Linked DNA regions of Homo sapiens: region 2 is linked to region 1. Evidence: chromatin loops called from intact Hi-C (ENCODE). Cell type or tissue: heart left ventricle. All regions are shown on one strand. Each heading gives the region's core, and the rest is flanking DNA. Links, peaks and the distances in the headings are about the cores only. Region 1 holds the start of MIR4717 (microRNA 4717). Region 2 overlaps ABCA3 (ATP binding cassette subfamily A member 3).

Region 1 (9,109 bases), core at 603-8,602:
AAAAAAAAAATTGTCTAAAAATCTTATTTTATATTCCCCAGCAGATTTATGATTTTTCTCCATGAGTCCCGCACAGTTCTTTTTCCTCAGATAGTTTATGTCTCCTGGATGCTAGTTTAGCCCCGTAAGACCACTGTGTCTTCTAGTAAAAGGTCTGAGTCGCACCTGTGGGGCCTGAGATTGGGACGAGAAGCCTTGAAGGCCTTAGTCCCACCAGACCTCCCACATCCACCCCCGCCCCTCCCTTCTCCACGGAAGCCGCCCTGCGGCTGGGTTCACGCATGCGGTCTTTGTCCTGGTCAATCAGACAGAATTATACACCCGGATGCCTGTGCTTCCTGAGGACCAAGATGTAGCGGACGAGAGGACCCGCATCCTGGCCCCCAGTCCGGACTCCCTGCTCCACACACCTCTGATTATCAAGGAGCTCTCCAAGGTACCCTTGCAATTTGGGGTGGAGTCCTTCCTGCCAGCTGACTACCTGGCTGTCCCCAGGGTCCGACCCCATCCCTGGAAGCTTTCGGCGCTGAGGCTCAGACTGCTCTGCTTTGCGTCCAGGCCTCCGCATTCCGTGTTTTCTGTTGGGTGCCTGCAGGTGTACGAGCAGCGGGTGCCCCTCCTGGCCGTGGACAGGCTCTCCCTCGCGGTGCAGAAAGGGGAGTGCTTCGGCCTGCTGGGCTTCAATGGAGCCGGGAAGACCACGACTTTCAAAATGCTGACCGGGGAGGAGAGCCTCACTTCTGGGGATGCCTTTGTCGGGGGTCACAGAATCAGCTCTGATGTCGGAAAGGTGGGTGCAGCCAGGGAGGCTCTGAAGGGGTGAGACAGGCATGGCTGGAGGGGGCACCCTGGAGGCAGGGACAGAGGGATGCTGTCCCCAAACAGCTGCTGCATCTGTGGCTTGAAATGGGCCCAGCACATGCCTCTGGACAGCGAGACAAGGTAATGAGCTAAAGCTAAGCTTCGCCAGAACTAGCAGGTGATGGGAGGGGAGAGAGATGGGTGCCAACATCCGTGAGCCCAGAGAGGCGCATTCAGCACTGACAGCCACCTCTGTGCAGAGGCCATTCTGTGTCCAGGCAGCTCAGGTGTGGGGTTAGAGGCCTTGCTGAGTGAAGGGATGGAAGGCCCTGGGCCCGCCCAGCTTTCCCATGTTGAGCTGAGCCCCACCAGCTCCCCCGCAGAAGGACCAGAGGCAGCCCTCCTGCACCTCTGCCCGGGGCCTGCATGGGAATTCAAGTGTGCCAAGCAGAGCAGGGGAAATGGTAAGCAGGGCCTGGGGCTGAGAAGTGGCCGCGGAGTCCTCTCCTGAGCTCACACCAGGGGTGCCTGGACAGCAGAGGCCCTGGGCCAGAGCACATGCAGGCCCTCTCGGGAGGAAAGCCTCATCCTAGGCTGCAGACTCCCCCATAGAGGGTTCCAGGGCTTACAGGCAATGCACAGCAAACAAACAGAGGAGATGGTACCATGGCTGGAAGCAATAGACACAGGCCCCATGGGGGGACAAGCACATAGGCGTTAGATCTGCATCATCAGGCCAGATTATAAAAGATTATAAACTCACTGTGTCTACAGAAATAAATTATGCAATTGAAAATCTATGCAGGGGAGAGAAAACCGTATGTGATCTAGCAATGGAGGAGAGGGTGAGAAGTCCCCAGTACATGTAATCTGAGTTCCAGAAGGAAGAGAGAGAGAGAGTGGCAGGGGGTAGTAGCCAAAAAGGTAGTGGCTAAGACTTTCCCCAAACTGATTAAAAACAGATTCTGGGCTGGGAGCGTGGCTCACGCCTATAATCCCAGCTTTGGAAGGCCAAGGCAGGCAGATCACTTGAGGTCTAGAGTTCGAGACCAGCCTGGCCAACATGGCAAAATGCTGTCTCTACCAAAGAAAAATACAAAAATTAGCAGGGCATGGTGGCAGGTGCCTATAATCCTAGCTACTCGGGAGCCTGAGGCATGAGAATCACTTGAGCCTGGGAGGCAGAGGTTGTAGTGAGCCGAGATCATGCCACTGCGCTCTACCAGTGTAAGGGAGACAGAGTAAGACTCTGTCTCAAAAAAAAAAAAAAAAATTCTGGAAGCTTGAGAACCCCAAAGAAGGAAGGTAAAGAAAAAGAAATCCAGTCTCTGGAATCCACAGAACCCAGGCACTCCTGCCCCCGACCAGCTGCTGAAGGTAGCTAAGCAGATGGCAGCAGGCACGTCTTAATTCAGCTGGACGTGGTCACTTGTGCAGAGAACAGCTGCTGCACCATCTGACCAAGCAGTACTCACCCCAAACGTGGTGCCCACAAATCTTTCTTCTTAGAGGGAGAAGAAAGAGTCCTAGCACATCAGATGTCCCAGGTGTGAATGAGTGGGTAGCCAGCTCTGAGTCTGCTTCTACGTAAAGGCCATTCTTGCACCACCTAACCCCATGGCTGCCTGTCCTGGACCAGGCTCTGAGAGCAGCTCTGGAAGCCTCCCTGCACCAGGCACATCCTTCCTGTGTCCCTGTTCCAAGAGCTTCCACTGTGGGCAGCCACCACGGCCTGTGCATAGCTCCAGCGCCCCCGTGTACACACACTGGCAGGAACCACAGACAGGCGCAGTGGTGGGCACCTCAAGGGTAGTCCCCGTGGTCCTCTGGAGGAAGGAGGCTTCCCTCCAACCCGCCTCCCTCCCCGGCTATGCTCCGACCCCAGGTGCGGCAGCGGATCGGCTACTGCCCGCAGTTTGATGCCTTGCTGGACCACATGACAGGCCGGGAGATGCTGGTCATGTACGCTCGGCTCCGGGGCATCCCTGAGCGCCACATCGGGGCCTGCGTGGAGAACACTCTGCGGGGCCTGCTGCTGGAGCCACATGCCAACAAGCTGGTCAGGACGTACAGGTGCACCTCCCGAGCCCTGGCCCTTCCCAGAGTGGAGTCAGAATCAAGGTCCCCATAGCATAGAGCTGGGAGTGACCGCTCAGGTCAGCAGCCAGAGCTCCTGCTTGTGGCTCCAGGATGGAGCTGGGATGTGGTGGTGTGACCCAGGTAGCTCCACGTAGGAAAGGGACTGCCCTGACAGTGCCTGCCACCTAGGGACAAAGCCAGCAGTGAGAGATGTCAGGGTCGGCAGGTCCCCTTTAGGTGCAGGCAGATGTCTTCCCATGTAGGTGCGTGCACCGGGCCCCTGGGAACAGCCTTCTCTGGGGCCTCCAGCCCTATGCGGTGGGCTTTCCAGGTGCACACACAGCTCCTTCCTCTTCACTAGGGCTGTTCTGCAATTGCTGGGTGTGGGCCGCTGCTGGGACACGGGCCTCCACTGGGACATGGGAGCCAATGCTAACTCTCAGCCTTATTCCCCCACCTGGCACCCTCCTGCCTCTAGTGGTGGTAACAAGCGGAAGCTGAGCACCGGCATCGCCCTGATCGGAGAGCCTGCTGTCATCTTCCTGGACGAGCCGTCCACTGGCATGGACCCCGTGGCCCGGCGCCTGCTTTGGGACACCGTGGCACGAGCCCGAGAGTCTGGCAAGGCCATCATCATCACCTCCCACAGGTAGAGCCTGGGTCTGTGGGTTACTGGAAGTTTCAGCACCGGGTGGGCCATGGAGGAGCCAGGTGGCCAGGAGACCCATCAGCATCTGGTGCAGAGTCTGCCCGTGAGCCACACTGAGCATGGGTATCAGGAACAGCCTGATCGGAGAGCCAATGCCTTCCTGTCTGCACAAGCCTTTGGCACCCCAAGCCCTATCTGAGGTCCCGCCCTCTCCACAGCATGGAGGAGTGTGAGGCCCTGTGCACCCGGCTGGCCATCATGGTGCAGGGGCAGTTCAAGTGCCTGGGCAGCCCCCAGCACCTCAAGAGCAAGTTCGGCAGCGGCTACTCCCTGCGGGCCAAGGTGCAGAGTGAAGGGCAACAGGAGGCGCTGGAGGAGTTCAAGGCCTTCGTGGACCTGACCTTTCCAGGTGTGTGCCGGCCCCGGCAGCCCCCACTGGGTGGGCCCTGGGCCCCTACCTAGGCCTCTCCCATCTGCTGTGCGGAGCGTCTGTGCCTCGCCCCGCCAAGTCCCATCTCCCCAATCCCTGGGACGAGGACTCCAGTGCTGAGCACCCAGGCACCCTCCCCGATCCTCCAGCCCGGCGCTCACAGCAACACCGTCTCTCCTTTGTGCAGGCAGCGTCCTGGAAGATGAGCACCAAGGCATGGTCCATTACCACCTGCCGGGCCGTGACCTCAGCTGGGCGAAGGTGAGGCAGTCCCTGGGGCCCCACTGGGCACTCATGGGGCAGGGGGAGGTCCCTCCAGGGGTCTCTCCCTCTGTGGTGACTGCAGGCTCTTTCCACAGAGGAGTCACTTTCCATTTCTCCCCTAACACTCAGCCTGATACGTGCTGGTTTGGGGGTTTTATATCCAAAATTATCAGTGGTAAAAGGAATTCAGTGTAAAACAGGAAAGGGGTCAGGGATGGTGGCTCACACCATAATCCCAGCACTTTGGGAGGCCGAGGAGGGAGGATTGCTTAAGCCTGGGAGTTCTAGACCAGCCTGGGCAACATAGACCCCGTCTCTACAAAAAATTTAAAAATTAGCCAGGTATCATGCATACCTGTAGTCCCAGCCACTCGGGAGGCTAAGGTGGGAGGATCGCTTGAGCCTGGGAGTTCGAGACTGCAGTGAGCTATGATTGTGCCACTGCACTCCAGCCTGGGCTACAGAGCAAGACTCTCTCTAAAAAAATATGGGGGAAAAAAAGAACTGGCTCAGAAAGGGAACATCACTGGCTCAAGGTTGTAATCTGAGCTGGGAACAGCACAGGGAGGAGGCTGGGCCCCATCCCCGCTGGCTCCTGCTTAGCCAGCGTCCTCTACCTGGGAGCACGGTGCCGTCGCAGGGCTGACCTCTCTGGGGCTCTGGGGTGGCGCTGGGCAGGGGTAGGATTGTGGGGGCCTCATCAGCCCCTATTGCCAGAGGACTCCCAGGTCCCGCAGAGGAGCCTGGGCCCTGTTCTCTCCTACCAGTGACTTTTCTGCTCCCCAAAGGTTTTCGGTATTCTGGAGAAAGCCAAGGAAAAGTACGGCGTGGACGACTACTCCGTGAGCCAGATCTCGCTGGAACAGGTCTTCCTGAGCTTCGCCCACCTGCAGCCGCCCACCGCAGAGGAGGGGCGATGAGGGGTGGCGGCTGTCTCGCCATCAGGCAGGGACAGGACGGGCAAGCAGGGCCCATCTTACATCCTCTCTCTCCAAGTTTATCTCATCCTTTATTTTTAATCACTTTTTTCTATGATGGATATGAAAAATTCAAGGCAGTATGCACAGAATGGACGAGTGCAGCCCAGCCCTCATGCCCAGGATCAGCATGCGCATCTCCATGTCTGCATACTCTGGAGTTCACTTTCCCAGAGCTGGGGCAGGCCGGGCAGTCTGCGGGCAAGCTCCGGGGTCTCTGGGTGGAGAGCTGACCCAGGAAGGGCTGCAGCTGAGCTGGGGGTTGAATTTCTCCAGGCACTCCCTGGAGAGAGGACCCAGTGACTTGTCCAAGTTTACACACGACACTAATCTCCCCTGGGGAGGAAGCGGGAAGCCAGCCAGGTTGAACTGTAGCGAGGCCCCCAGGCCGCCAGGAATGGACCATGCAGATCACTGTCAGTGGAGGGAAGCTGCTGACTGTGATTAGGTGCTGGGGTCTTAGCGTCCAGCGCAGCCCGGGGGCATCCTGGAGGCTCTGCTCCTTAGGGCATGGTAGTCACCGCGAAGCCGGGCACCGTCCCACAGCATCTCCTAGAAGCAGCCGGCACAGGAGGGAAGGTGGCCAGGCTCGAAGCAGTCTCTGTTTCCAGCACTGCACCCTCAGGAAGTCGCCCGCCCCAGGACACGCAGGGACCACCCTAAGGGCTGGGTGGCTGTCTCAAGGACACATTGAATACGTTGTGACCATCCAGAAAATAAATGCTGAGGGGACACAGTCACAGTCTGTGGGTCACACGCGCGAGCGGTCACAGGGCTCAATCACTCGCCCACAATCTAGACATGAGGCTCTCCTTTCACATTTCAATCACACAAACGTGGGACGTTGCTTTTCCCAGAAGGGAGCACACGCAGAGAATACACTGAGGTGAAGGAACAGGCCCATAACACAAAGGAAAAAGCCGGCTAGATCAACGCCCGGTGACAGGCTCTTAGTCTAAAGACAAGAGCAGGTGGGGCTGTGTGGGAAGCACAGGTCTGGTGGGAGAGAAGCTGCTGGCATCAGGGTCACCCGTGGGCATTTGCCATTTCCCAGAAATAACTCCTCATCAGCTCCCTTTTTAGTTATTTATGGAGTCTTGCTTTGTTGCCCAGGCTGGAGTGCAGTGGCGCAATCTTGGCTCACTGCAACTTCTGCCTCCCGGGTTCAAGCCATTCTCCTGCCTCTGCCTCCCGAGTAGCTGGGACAACAGGCACGCGCCACCACACCCAGCTAATTTTTGTGTTTTTAGTAGAGACGGGGTTTCACCATCTTGGTCAGCCTGGTCTCGAACTCCTGACCTGAAGTGATCCACCCACCTCAGACTCCCAAAGTACTGGGATTACAGCCATAAGCCACCGTGCCTGGCCCCTTTTTATGCACTGTTTTGTGTTTTGTCTTTTGGAGACAGGATCTTGCTCTGCTGCCCAGCGTGGAGTGCAGTGGTGGTATCACAGCTCACTGCAGCCTCAAACACCTGGGCTCATGCAATCCTCCCACCCCAGCCTCCGGAGTGGCTGGGACTAAGGGCATGCGCCACCATGCATGGCTAAATTTTATTTTTAGTATAGACGAGGTCTCATGTTGGCCAGGCTGCTGCCAAACCCCTGACCTCAAGTGATCCACCTGCCTTGGCCTCCCAAAGTGCTGGGATCACAGGCGTGAGCCACCATGCCCGGCGAATGCACTATTATTTCTTATGGTTTTCTAAACCCGATTTGAACTTCTGCATTTTACATTCCCTTAGAATTCAGAGTTTTAGAAAAGACTTGTTTTCATCACTTTGGCTCATTTGGGACAATTTCAAGTCTGTGTTTTTATCAGTCTCTGGAAATTTATGAAAGCTGCAAATCGTCTCCAGTAGCTCTTTTATTCCCTTTAAACTTCTGCCATCTAGTTCCATGTTATAAAAAATATAACGTGTTTGGGCAGTGTTTAGGCCACAGCCACCCATGTGTAGCCACCCCTACACATGGGTGGCTGTGGCCTAAACACTGCCCACGAGAAAAGTTCTGAAGTGGGCCCTTCTGGCCCCACAGCCTGTCCGCAGGGGCTGTGGCCTCTAGGTCGGGCCTGGGGCTAGGAAGAGGGAAAGGTCAGTGCACGAGGCCACCCAGCTCCATGTCCATGCCCATGGCCCTTCTGCAGGGCATCCTCAGACTTGTTTTCAAGCCCATGTGTTAGAGATTTAGGAATGTGTCATTTTTCTCCTGTGACACCCTAAAAGAGGGTTGGGGAGAGCGTATAGGACTGAGGGCACAGCCCGCATGAGGCACACACGTGTGAGGCCAGCGTACACAGGACACGCACAGGAGATACCATCCTTCCCGGTAGCACGCTGCCAGCACCAGCAGGGGTCTTTAAGTAAGGACTGGCACAAGTAGAATGCCTTCTTAGGAAAATGATCCGCAGCTCAGGAGGCTGCTGCGTGGGGACCGGGAGGGGCAGGTGCATTCAGGGCGTCTGTGGCAGGGGCCCAGGGCTGCACCCAAGCCTGGAGCTTAGATGACCCCAGGAGCAGCAGGAAGGGCCCATCTGGCATCCCAGGGAAATCCTCAAGGCCTCTGGAAACTCAGTGCTGGAGCTGGGTCACCAGGGGTGCCCTAAGGAGCCTGGGACTGAAGCCTCAGGACCCTGCCCTGGCCGATTTTTGTCTGAGCTGTGGCAGTTCCCAGCCCACGGGAGGGCAGGGGAAAAGAGCCTTGGGCCCAGGGATAGGAGTGACCGGCCTATCCACGCTCCACCCTAGACCACGGAGGGGGGCCACACATTCTCTACGGACACTGTCCCCAAACAACTGTGGCATCTGACAGAGCCAACTCCTGCCCTGCTCCCAGTTCACCTTAGACCTGGGAAACGAGGTTTTGACTTCACTGCTCTGCATGGCCTGGTGCAGGGCTCCCGTGAGCAGACGGCCCATGGGCCACGAGCCAGGTATGTGGAAGAGCCTGTGCCTTCTGTCCTCCAGGCCGGCCCAGTCCAACGGCGTGGCTCAACTGAAACCACACCCAGAACTCGGAGAGGGGAAGACCTCGCGGTGGGGCGGGCCCAGGCCAAGCCCCTCCACTGCCATCACAGGTTTACAGCGGAGCAGAGGGGCAGGCCGGATACAGGCAGCCCAGGCCACAGGTCAGGGGACCCACACCAGGCCACAGGAACAGGCTTGCTGAGGGTATCAGAAAACCCCAGGTCACAGTGGTTTGAAAAAGAAGTTTATTTCTCAGCCATGTAGGCAGGAGGAGGCAGTCCAGCACTCGGTCACCTGAGGTCTCAGGGAGGCAGGCTCCATCTGCTGCCCCGTCATCCTGGTTCACGCCTCCCTCCTCATGGTCACCTCTGTGTTCAAGGAAGTGCTTGGCCGGGCATGGTGGCTCACGCCTGTAATCCCAGCACTTTGGGAGGCCGAGGCAGGCGGATCATGAAGTCGAAAAATCAAGACCATCCTGGCTAACACGGTGAAACCCCGTCTCTACTAAAAATACAAAAAAATTAGCCGGGTGTGGTGGCGGGCACCTGTAGTCCCAGCTACTCAGGAGGCTGAGGCAAGAGAATGGCGTGAACCGGGGAGGCGGAGCTTGCAGTGAGCCGAGATCACGCCATTGCACTCCATCTGGACTACAGTGAGACTCCATCTAAAAAAAAAAAAAAAAAGGAAGTGCTCAAGTTCAGGCCGGGGTAGGGTGTGTGCAGTGGCCTCCGTCAAGTGTGTGTCACCCCCAGGCAGCTCCCTGCTGCGCCTGGACCCAACTGTGCCCTTGGCTCACTCCATCTTGCTGGGTTTCCCATCTCTGTCTTACTGGCTGCTTTCAGAGACCAGGCCCAGAGTCCCCAGGACTCAGGTGACCTTGGCTACCCTGGAATCCTGGACTAAAGATCTGCAATAGAAATGTGTCCAGCAGGGAATGTAATGT
Region 2 (9,109 bases), core at 397-8,396, 48 kb before region 1:
TTCATTAAAAGTCATATTTTAAATTAATTTTTAACTGTTTGCAGTTGTATTTCATGTAAATATTTATTGACTACCCTTTAAAGCATAAATTTTGAATATTATTAGATATCAACAGCCACATCTTAAAAAAAAAAAAAAGCAAGAGTTTTAATTTAAAAAGAGCCTTGATATAAATGATTTTCAATGGACTGAAACCAAACCAAAAGTAAAATGGGTCATTTAAAAAAAAAAAAAAACCCTTCCCCGTGCGCTGGAGTCTCCCGGGTCATTGTCGGGGAGCGCTAGCTCATGGTGATCTAGGAATGACTCGCTAATTGTTTGCCTTTCTATCCCGTGCATCTTAACCTGGCTGATGGATGATGTTGGGTTTGGATCAGCCATGAGTGTGGAGCTGAGCAACTGAACCTGAAACTCTTCCACTGTGAGTCAAGGAGGCTTTTCCGCACATGAAGGACGCTGAGCGGGAAGGACTCCTCTCTGCCTGCAGTTGTAGCGAGTGGACCAGCACCAGGGGCTCTCTAGACTGCCCCTCCTCCATCGCCTTCCCTGCCTCTCCAGGACAGAGCAGCCACGTCTGCACACCTCGCCCTCTTTACACTCAGTTTTCAGAGCACGTTTCTCCTATTTCCTGCGGGTTGCAGCGCCTACTTGAACTTACTCAGACCACCTACTTCTCTAGCAGGTTAGCAGCTCATGAACTCTTGAAGTTCATGAGATGAACTTAACTCTGGGTTCAGTGTCTGTGTTCCTTTTTCTTACTTTATTTGTATAGAGATAGGGTCTTGCTATGTTGCCCAGGCTGGTCTCGAACTCCTGGGCTTAAGGGATCCTCCTGCCTCGGCCTCCCAAAGTGCTGGGTTTACAAGCATGAGCCACCACACCCAGCCTCTGTTTCTGATATTTGAAATTTAGTAAGACAGATTTTAGCTAAATTGAGGGAATACCTTTACAGATCTAAGCTCTCATTTCTGCTATCACCTGTATTTGATCATCTTTTGGCAGATTTTTTTCCCCATTATATGTGCCAGATTTAAATATCATGTTCCTATATAATATAGGATAGATTATTTTTTGGATGAATTTTCGTTGGACAGATGGTAAAGATGAAAATGGCAGCTGGGCACAGTGGCTCACGCCTATAATCCCAGCACTTTGGGAGGCTGAGGCGGGCGGATCATTTGAGGTCAGGAGTTCAAGACCAGCCTGGCCAACATGGTGAAACCCCATCTCTACTAAAAATATAAAAATGAGTCAGGCGTGGTGGCAGGCGCCTGTAATCCCAGTTACTCAGGAGGCTGGGGTAGGGGAATCGCTTGAAACCAGGAGGCGGAGGTTCCATTGAGCCAAGATCACGCCACTGTACTCCAGCCTGGGTGACAGAGCAAGACTCTGTTTCCAAAAAAAACAGAAAAAAGAAAAAGAAAATGGCTAGTCTTTTTGCTGCGAGGCTCTGATGCCAGTACCTGTAATAACAACAGGAAAAGCCGGTCTTTAGGGCCAAGGAGAGGGTGTGACTGATGGCCCCACCAGCATGTCTGCCTACCCGGGCCTGCTCCGGGGCAGCAAGGCCAATGGGGGCCAGAATTCCAAGTCCCTCCTTTCCCCTTCCCTGCACAGCTCTCTCCAAACCTTAGAAATCACCCAGGACACTATGTTCAGTTTTCTTTTATGGGTTCAGTGTTGGTTAAGAATAAAGCTGGTCAGTCAGTAAGTGGAATTCCATAAGCCTGAATATTTTGGTAATAAATAGCAAATCCATATTAACCACCAAGAACATCCTAATAGCATTTATCAAATGGTAAATAGCACTACAAGGATGAAGCTGGAGGATTGCTTGAGGCCAGGAGTTCGAGACCAGCCGGGTGTTGGTGGCATGCACCTGTAGTTCCACCTACTCGGGAGGCTGAGGTGGGAGGATCACAAGCCCAGGAGGTTGAGGCTGCAGTGAGCTGTGATCGCACCATGGCACTCCAGCCTGGGCAACAGAGCAGGACCCTGTCTCAAAAGAAACAAAAAAAATTTTAAAAACTACTGCAGAAGTCACAGTGCACATAAAAAGCATGTCATTGATCTTACATTCACCAAGGAACAAGTTGGGCTCCAAAAAGACTATGCTCTTTGGGTTTTTTTGGTGTTTGTTTGTTTGTGGCAGAGTCTTACTCTGTTGCCCCCAGGCTGGAGGGCAGTGGCACGATCTTGGCTCACTGCAACCCCCGCCTCCCGGGTTCAAGCGATTCTCCTGCCTCAGCCTCTCGAGTAGCTGGGATTACAGGCGCCTGCCACCACGCCTGGCTAATTTTTGTATTTTCAGTAGAGACGGGGTTTCACCATGTTGGCCAGGCTTGTCTCGAACTCCTGATTTCAAGTGATCCACCTGCCTCGGCCTCCCAAAGTGTTGAGATTACAGGCATGAGCCACTGCACCTGGCCAAAAAGACTATGCTCTTTGGATGTGCAGGGTAGAGGATTGAGGGTGGGCATGGCACAGGCCTTGTACCCTTCCCTCCAGGGGTGTTTGGAGTTAAAGTGGCACAAAAGAAGGTGAGAGACATGGAGGAAAAAGGGTCCATGGCTTTTCCCCAAATCCCCACTCTGCGTGTTTCTATTGCGCACCCACACTCTCTGTCTTTGGTCTGTAACTAGCACTGGGCGTCCCTTTCAGCAAGACGATGGCTGTGCTCAGGCAGCTGGCGCTCCTCCTCTGGAAGAACTACACCCTGCAGGTGCGTCCAGACTCTGGAGGGAGGTCAGCTGCGTGCCTAGCCCAGAGGCTCCTGGGGATGCCCTTGAGGGAAGGGCTGTCTGCATGCCCCTGCTTCTGCCTTGCAGCCCATCACCGTGCCCTATTGTATCTCTTCCAGAAGCGGAAGGTCCTGGTGACGGTCCTGGAACTCTTCCTGCCATTGCTGTTTTCTGGGATCCTCATCTGGCTCCGCTTGAAGATTCAGTCGGAAAATGTGCCCAACGCCACCATCTACCCGGGCCAGTCCATCCAGGAGCTGCCTCTGTTCTTCACCTTCCCTCCGCCAGGAGACACCTGGGAGCTTGCCTACATCCCTTCTCACAGTGACGCTGCCAAGACCGTCACTGAGACAGTGCGCAGGGCACTTGTGATCAACATGCGAGGTGAGACATGCCGGGGCTCTCGGTGCCAGGCCTAGTGGTGCCTCCACGCGGCTGGGCAGGCAGGGGTCGAGCCCAGGATGTGCGAAGCAGCTGGGTGAGGAGTTCACCCTGTGCAGACTTGGCCTCTGCTTCTTCCCGCATCACTACTTCAACCTGTAAAAGGCACTGCTGTTCCTTAAACCTCTGCCTGCCTGCGAGTAAATAGCAGTCTCTCCTTTGGGTCCGATAGCACCATCACAGTCCCCACCAAAGGGACCCTGGTGACATTTTAACCCATGGGGCAGAACAGGTTAGAAAATGCACCTGCCTGCAGTTGCCCCAGGCTCCTTTCTGTTCCCTCATTTTATGAAAGACATTACTGGTCTCCAGGCCTCTGTGAACAGAGTCCAATAAGATACATAAGGAAAGTAGCAGATATTTGGGACTTAAATACGACCTGGCAGAAAAAGGGAAAAAAGAAAGTGAGGTTTTTGCTTGCCTGATGGCCCTAAGACTAGGAAGCCATCAAGCCCATCTAGCATCAAATCTCTTCTCGGCGGCTGAGCCACCCAAGGAATCCCCCAGCTTCTCTGTGGCCATGCCTGATTGTACAATGGGACCAGGGCTGGCCGCCCACCTGTGCAGAGCTGTGAGGACCCCGGGGAGCAGCAGGTGCAGCAGCCTTAGCAGTACCAGGCCCTGGAACTGCATCTGATGGTCAGTAGGGTGGACAGGACTTTACAGGGATGCCTGGGTGGACTTGAGCCAGGGAAAGCCCTTCTGTGACAAGGGCAGGGCACAGTTTGACCGTGTGGTGCCAAGAACCTTTTCTGGGACGTGGTTTTGGGTGGGCAGCTCTGAAAACAGTGATGAGAAAGCCTGAGAAGGGAACTCCCACTGTGAGTGCTGCTCACCGTTCCTAAACCCTTGCTGTCGGGATGAAAGCTGTCCTCCATTTTCCCCTCCTCATTTGGGCATTTACCTCCCGGGCTTTAATTCCTTGTAGCAAATACTCAGAGGAAGTGCCTTGGTCCCTCACAAAATGACGACAGTAAAACCCTTTCTGAATTGTTAAGGAGTGTCCAGATGATAGAAAAAGCCTTTGAGACACTCTGAGTTAGCATCCACTCCATTTGTAAAAACACACCATTCTGGTTTTGAGAAAGAGAAGCCACCCCGGGCTGCAGAGCCCACTGCAGGGTGGGTGGTGGGTTTGCTCCCCTGGGCCTTGCTGCAGGCGCTACCCGGAGCCTCCAGCTCTGCTCCAAAAAACCCGCACCAGGAGAACTCACTGCCTGGGGCTCTGACCCTGCCATTCTGCCCTCCTTGATGGCAGCTTGTCTCTCTGCCAAAGATGAAAGCTGCCTTGAGTCTCAGGAAGGGTTTACAAAGCCCTAGAGGATTTGCCGTCTTTCATCTGCCAGTGACCTGAACCACGCAGATTTTTCAAGCAGGAGGGCCGATTGGGCAACCACAGCTCCCGTGCTCTCTCTTTGCAGTGCGCGGCTTTCCCTCCGAGAAGGACTTTGAGGACTACATTAGGTACGACAACTGCTCGTCCAGCGTGCTGGCCGCCGTGGTCTTCGAGCACCCCTTCAACCACAGCAAGGAGCCCCTGCCGCTGGCGGTGAGACGTGCGGCCGGGCCGAGCAGTCACAGCCCATCAGCAAGGCCTCCGCTTCCTCCCGCGTCACTAGTTCAACCTGTAAAAGGCACTGCTTTCCCTTAAACCTCTGCCTGCCTGCAAGTCAATAGCAGTCACTCCTTTGGGTCTGATAATATCATCACAGTCCCCGCCAAGGGGATCTTGGTGACATTTAAACCCACGGGTCAGAACAGGTTAGAAAATGCACCTGCCTGTGGCCGCCCCAAGCTCCTTTCTGTTCCCTCATTTTATGAAAGATATTACTGGTCTCCAGAACAGAGTCTAATAAGATAGTTAAGGAAAGTAGTAGGTATTTAGGACTTAAATATGATCTGGCGGAAAGAAAGAAAGTGAGGTTTTTGCTTGCCTGATGGCATTAAAATTAGGAAGCCATCAAGTCCATCTAGCATTGTGGTTGGCGGCCCTCCAGGGATCCTGAACACTCGGTGGCACTTCACAATGGAATTAGGAATGGCCAAGAACCACCCCCCAAAAGGGGCCCCTGTGTGGCTCCCTGCTCCTGCTAGGACAGGGACCACTCAGTGTGACATTCCGGGGCCTGTTGGAGATACTCAGAGGCGGGGGAGTGGTGAGTTCTCGGCTGTGACAGCCCCCCAAGCGCTCTCCCACTCCACCCTGTTGTTTGCCCCTCTGTCTGGATCTCTCGGAACAGCTGGTTTTCTCTTTGTTTCCACAGGTGAAATATCACCTACGGTTCAGTTACACACGGAGAAATTACATGTGGACCCAAACAGGCTCCTTTTTCCTGAAAGAGACAGAAGGCTGGCACACTACTTCCCTTTTCCCGCTTTTCCCAAACCCAGGACCAAGGGAACCTACATCCCCTGATGGCGGAGAACCTGGTGAGAAGCTCGGTTAGGGTTCGTGTTACCAGCCCGGGCTGTTGACTAGTGACAGTCATATGGGGGCAGCCCCACTTTGCAAAAGTATTTCTTGAAGAAATACTTTTCAGGACATTTGGCTTGGTTCCAAGTCTTTGCTGTTGTGAATAGTGCCGCAATAAACATACGTGTGCATGTGTCCTTATAGCAGCATGATTTATAATCCTTTGGGTATATACCCAGTAATGGGATGGCTGGGTCAAATGGTATTTCTAGTTCTAGATCCCTGAGGAATCGCCACACTGACTTCCACAATGGTTGAACTAGTTTACAGTCCCACCAACAGTGTAAAAGTGTTCCTATTTCTCCTCATCCTCTCCAGCACCTGTTGTTTCCTGACTTTTGAATGATTGCCATTCTAACTGGTATGAGATGGTATCTCACTGTGGTTTTGATTTGCATTTCTCTGATGGCCAGTGATGATGAGCATTTTTTCATGTGTCTTTTGGCTGCATAAATGTCTTCTTTTGAGAAGTGTTTGTTCATATCCTTTGCCCACTTTTTGATGGGGTTGTTTGGTTTTTTCTTGTAAATTTATTTGAGTTCATTGTAGATTCTGGATATTAGCCCTTTGTCAGATGAGTAGATTGCAAAAATTTTCTCCCATTCTGTAGGTTCCCTGTTCACTCTGATGGTAGTTTCCTTTGTTGTGCAGAAGCTCTTGAGTTTAATTAGATCCCATTTGTCAATTTTGGCTTTTGTTGCCATTGCTTTTCGTGTTTTAGTCATGAAGTCCTTGCCCATGCCTATGTCCTGAATGGTAATGCCTAGGTTTTCTTCTAGGGTTTTTATGGTTTCAGGCCTAACATTGAAGTCTTTAATCCATCTCGAATTAATTTTTGTATAAGGTGTATGGAAGGGATCTGGTTTCAGCTTTCTACATATGGCTAGCCAGTTTTCCCAGCACAGGAAGGGGAACATCACACACTGGGGCCTGTTGTGGGGTGGGGGGGCGGGGGGAGGGATAGCATTAGGAGATATACCTAATGTTAAATGACGAGTAAATGGGTGCAGCACACCAGCATGGCACATGTATACCTATGTAACTAACCTGCACATTGTGCACACGTACCCTAAAACTTAAAGTATAATTAAAAAAAAAAAGAAAGAAATACTTTTCAGGAACATTTACTCTTGTTTATAGGAAAAGTAAAACATCCAGTATAACTGGTTTCTGAAAGACTAAAATAATCCTTGAAGATAGCAAAGGCCCTTTCTCTATATCCTGGAAGACGTGCTCTTGAATGAAACATTTGTATTTCAGCTTTTTTTCTTTTTTTTTTTTTTCAGACAGAATCTTGCTCTGTCGCCAAGCTGGAGTGCAGTGGCGCGACCTCGGCTCACTGCAACCGCTGTGTCCCAGGTTCAAGCGATTCTCCTGCCTCAACCTCCCAAGTAGCTGGGATTACAGGCGCACACCACCACGCCCAGCTAATTTTTGTATTTTTAGTAGAGACGGGGTTTCACCACGTTGGCCAGGATGGTCTCGATCTCTTGACCTCATGATTCACCCACCTCGGCTTCCCAAAGTTCTGGGATTACAGGCATGAGCCACCACACCCGGCTGTACGTCAGCTTTTAAAAGCTCCCGTTTGAGTTCATGGGGCTTGGTTTACATTTTCTTTTTCTGCCGGGCCTTCTCTGTGTACAGACTTACTGGCATTTTTAGCTCCGTGGTCCTTGTGCACCTGATCCATGGTTTGACGGAATCAGTGTGGTGTTCATGGAAGCCAGATCTTGGTTACTCTGATGCCCCATCAGTGTGTGTCTTCGTGTGGACCTGGGCAGGTGGTTGGTACGTGTGCCTCCTCTGAAGCATGGTCTTGTCTTGGAACTGAGCTAGGGACAGCCAAGAAGTGACTCGGACCCAGGACTAGGCTTAGCTGTCAGGCCAAGAAAGACCCCACTGCAGGTTCTGGGTGGAAGTCCAGGGTGTTCTGGAGAACGTCGTATTTCACGGGTCTGGCAGGAGACAGAACTCATGGAAGTTTGCCATGGAAGTCACAGCAACGTCCCATCCCTCCATGAGGCATGATTCTGAGACACAAGTGCCAGGCAGGCAGGAGACAGCATGCATGCAGCCAGCGCTTAGCGATGTCCCTTACTGGTGCCAGGGCTGTCACCAGGCTAATGCTCTAGGGCAAGATTTTACATCTAGAACTAAGATGAACAAGACCTGGTGTGGGGTGTGTGAGGCCCCAGAGCGATGCCCTTGACAGGTCACCCAGCCTGGAGCTCAGGAGAAGCTATGTCCAGCTGTCACACATGATGCTTGCTGCCTGCAGCAGGGGACTGCAGGAGGGGACACTGGCTGCTGAGACTGGGGCCCAGGCAGGAGCTGCTCAGCTCCCTCCTGTTTTTGGGGAACAATTCCCTAAGCTTGGAAGCAAGAGAAAACCAATCTCAAAGGAAAAGACTGACAGATTTCAGCATGTACAAACTGGAAATTTGCCAGACACGAAAAGACCTAATGGTGGTTTAAAAAAAAAAAAAAAAAAGCACATAGCAGACTGGGGAAAACCTTTGTGGCAAATGACACAGAGTAAATATCTTTTGTTAGAGAAAAAAAGTTTTGTTATTAAGAATAGTCGGTTAGTCCTCAGCAAGACAGAGAACCTGAGGGGGAAGAAAAGTTGGCTGGAAAAACAAGCTCCTAGTAAAGCCCCAGGAGATATAACGTGTGTGAGACTGGCATGGCACAGGGACTGGTCAATTCTAGCCTCAGTTTTGCCTCCAGATGTCCATGCCTTAGACCCACTAATATGCCTGATGAGAATTCAGCCCTCAGGCTGGGCGCAGTGGCTCACACCTGTCATCCCAGCATTGGGAGGCTGAGGCAGGCAGATCACCTGAGGTCAGGAGTTCGGGACCAGCCTGGCCAACATAGTGAAACCCCGTCTCTACTAAAAATACAAAAAAAAAAAAAATTAGCTGGGCGTGGTGGTGTGCACCTGTAATCCCAGCTATTCGGGAGGCTGAGGCAGGAGAATTGCTTGAACCCAGGAGGCAGACGTTGCAGTGAGCCGAGATCGCGCCACTGCACTCCAGCCTGAGTGAGAGAGCAAGACTGTCTCAAAAAAAAAAAAGGCCGGGTGCAGTGGCTCACGCCTGTAATCCCAGCACTTTGGGAGGCCAAGGTGGGTGGATCATGAGGTCAGGAGATCCAGACCATCCTGGCTAACACGGTGAAACCCCGTCTCTACTAAAAATACAAAAAATTAGCTGGGCATGGTGGTGTGCACCTGTAGTCCCAGCTACTCGGGAGGCTGAGGCAGGAGAATCGCTTGAACCTGGGAGGTGGAGGTTGCAGTGAGCCAAGATCGCGCCACTGCACTCCAGCCTGGGCGACAGAGTGAGATTCCGTCTCAAAAAAAAAAAAAGTGATCATGTGTGTGATTTTTTTTGTGTGTTGTGTTAGTTACAAAGTGGAAGTGACAATCACATCTCTCTTCTCATTT

What was found. A loop is a pair of places that touch in the nucleus more often than their neighbours do. Peaks named below come from ENCODE experiments on the same cell type or tissue, not always from the same donor. Only the 100,000 strongest peaks of a DNase experiment are listed, where the experiment ranks them.
Region 2: a loop joins it to region 1, with 2.5 times the contacts of the local background. A loop is called at or near these places in 6 of 110 quality-filtered maps.

Annotation. Positions count from the first base shown.
Region 1 is chr16:2,272,708-2,281,816 of GRCh38, reverse strand. ABCA3 (ATP binding cassette subfamily A member 3) reads left to right here. Exons shown (of 33, transcript NM_001089.3): 27 at 308-436; 28 at 596-790; 29 at 2,687-2,874; 30 at 3,359-3,529; 31 at 3,748-3,938; 32 at 4,147-4,220; 33 at 5,012-5,936. The coding sequence ends at 5,143. MIR4717 (microRNA 4717) reads right to left here and starts at 7,197; the gene lies at 7,126-7,197. MIR3677HG (MIR3677 and MIR940 host gene) reads right to left here. Exons shown (of 3, transcript NR_132988.1): 3 at 8,745-8,830. In heart left ventricle, for the core only: no CTCF peak of the experiment used is centred there; DNase peaks (open chromatin) are centred at 2,586 and 5,566.
Region 2 is chr16:2,320,026-2,329,134 of GRCh38, reverse strand. ABCA3 (ATP binding cassette subfamily A member 3) reads left to right here. Exons shown (of 33, transcript NM_001089.3): 3 at 378-682; 4 at 2,643-2,722; 5 at 2,861-3,125; 6 at 4,604-4,731; 7 at 5,447-5,612. The coding sequence starts at 2,669. Among named protein-coding and RNA genes, the nearest start is that of ABCA3, 16 kb to the left of the region's middle. In heart left ventricle, for the core only: no CTCF peak of the experiment used is centred there; no DNase peak of the experiment used is centred there.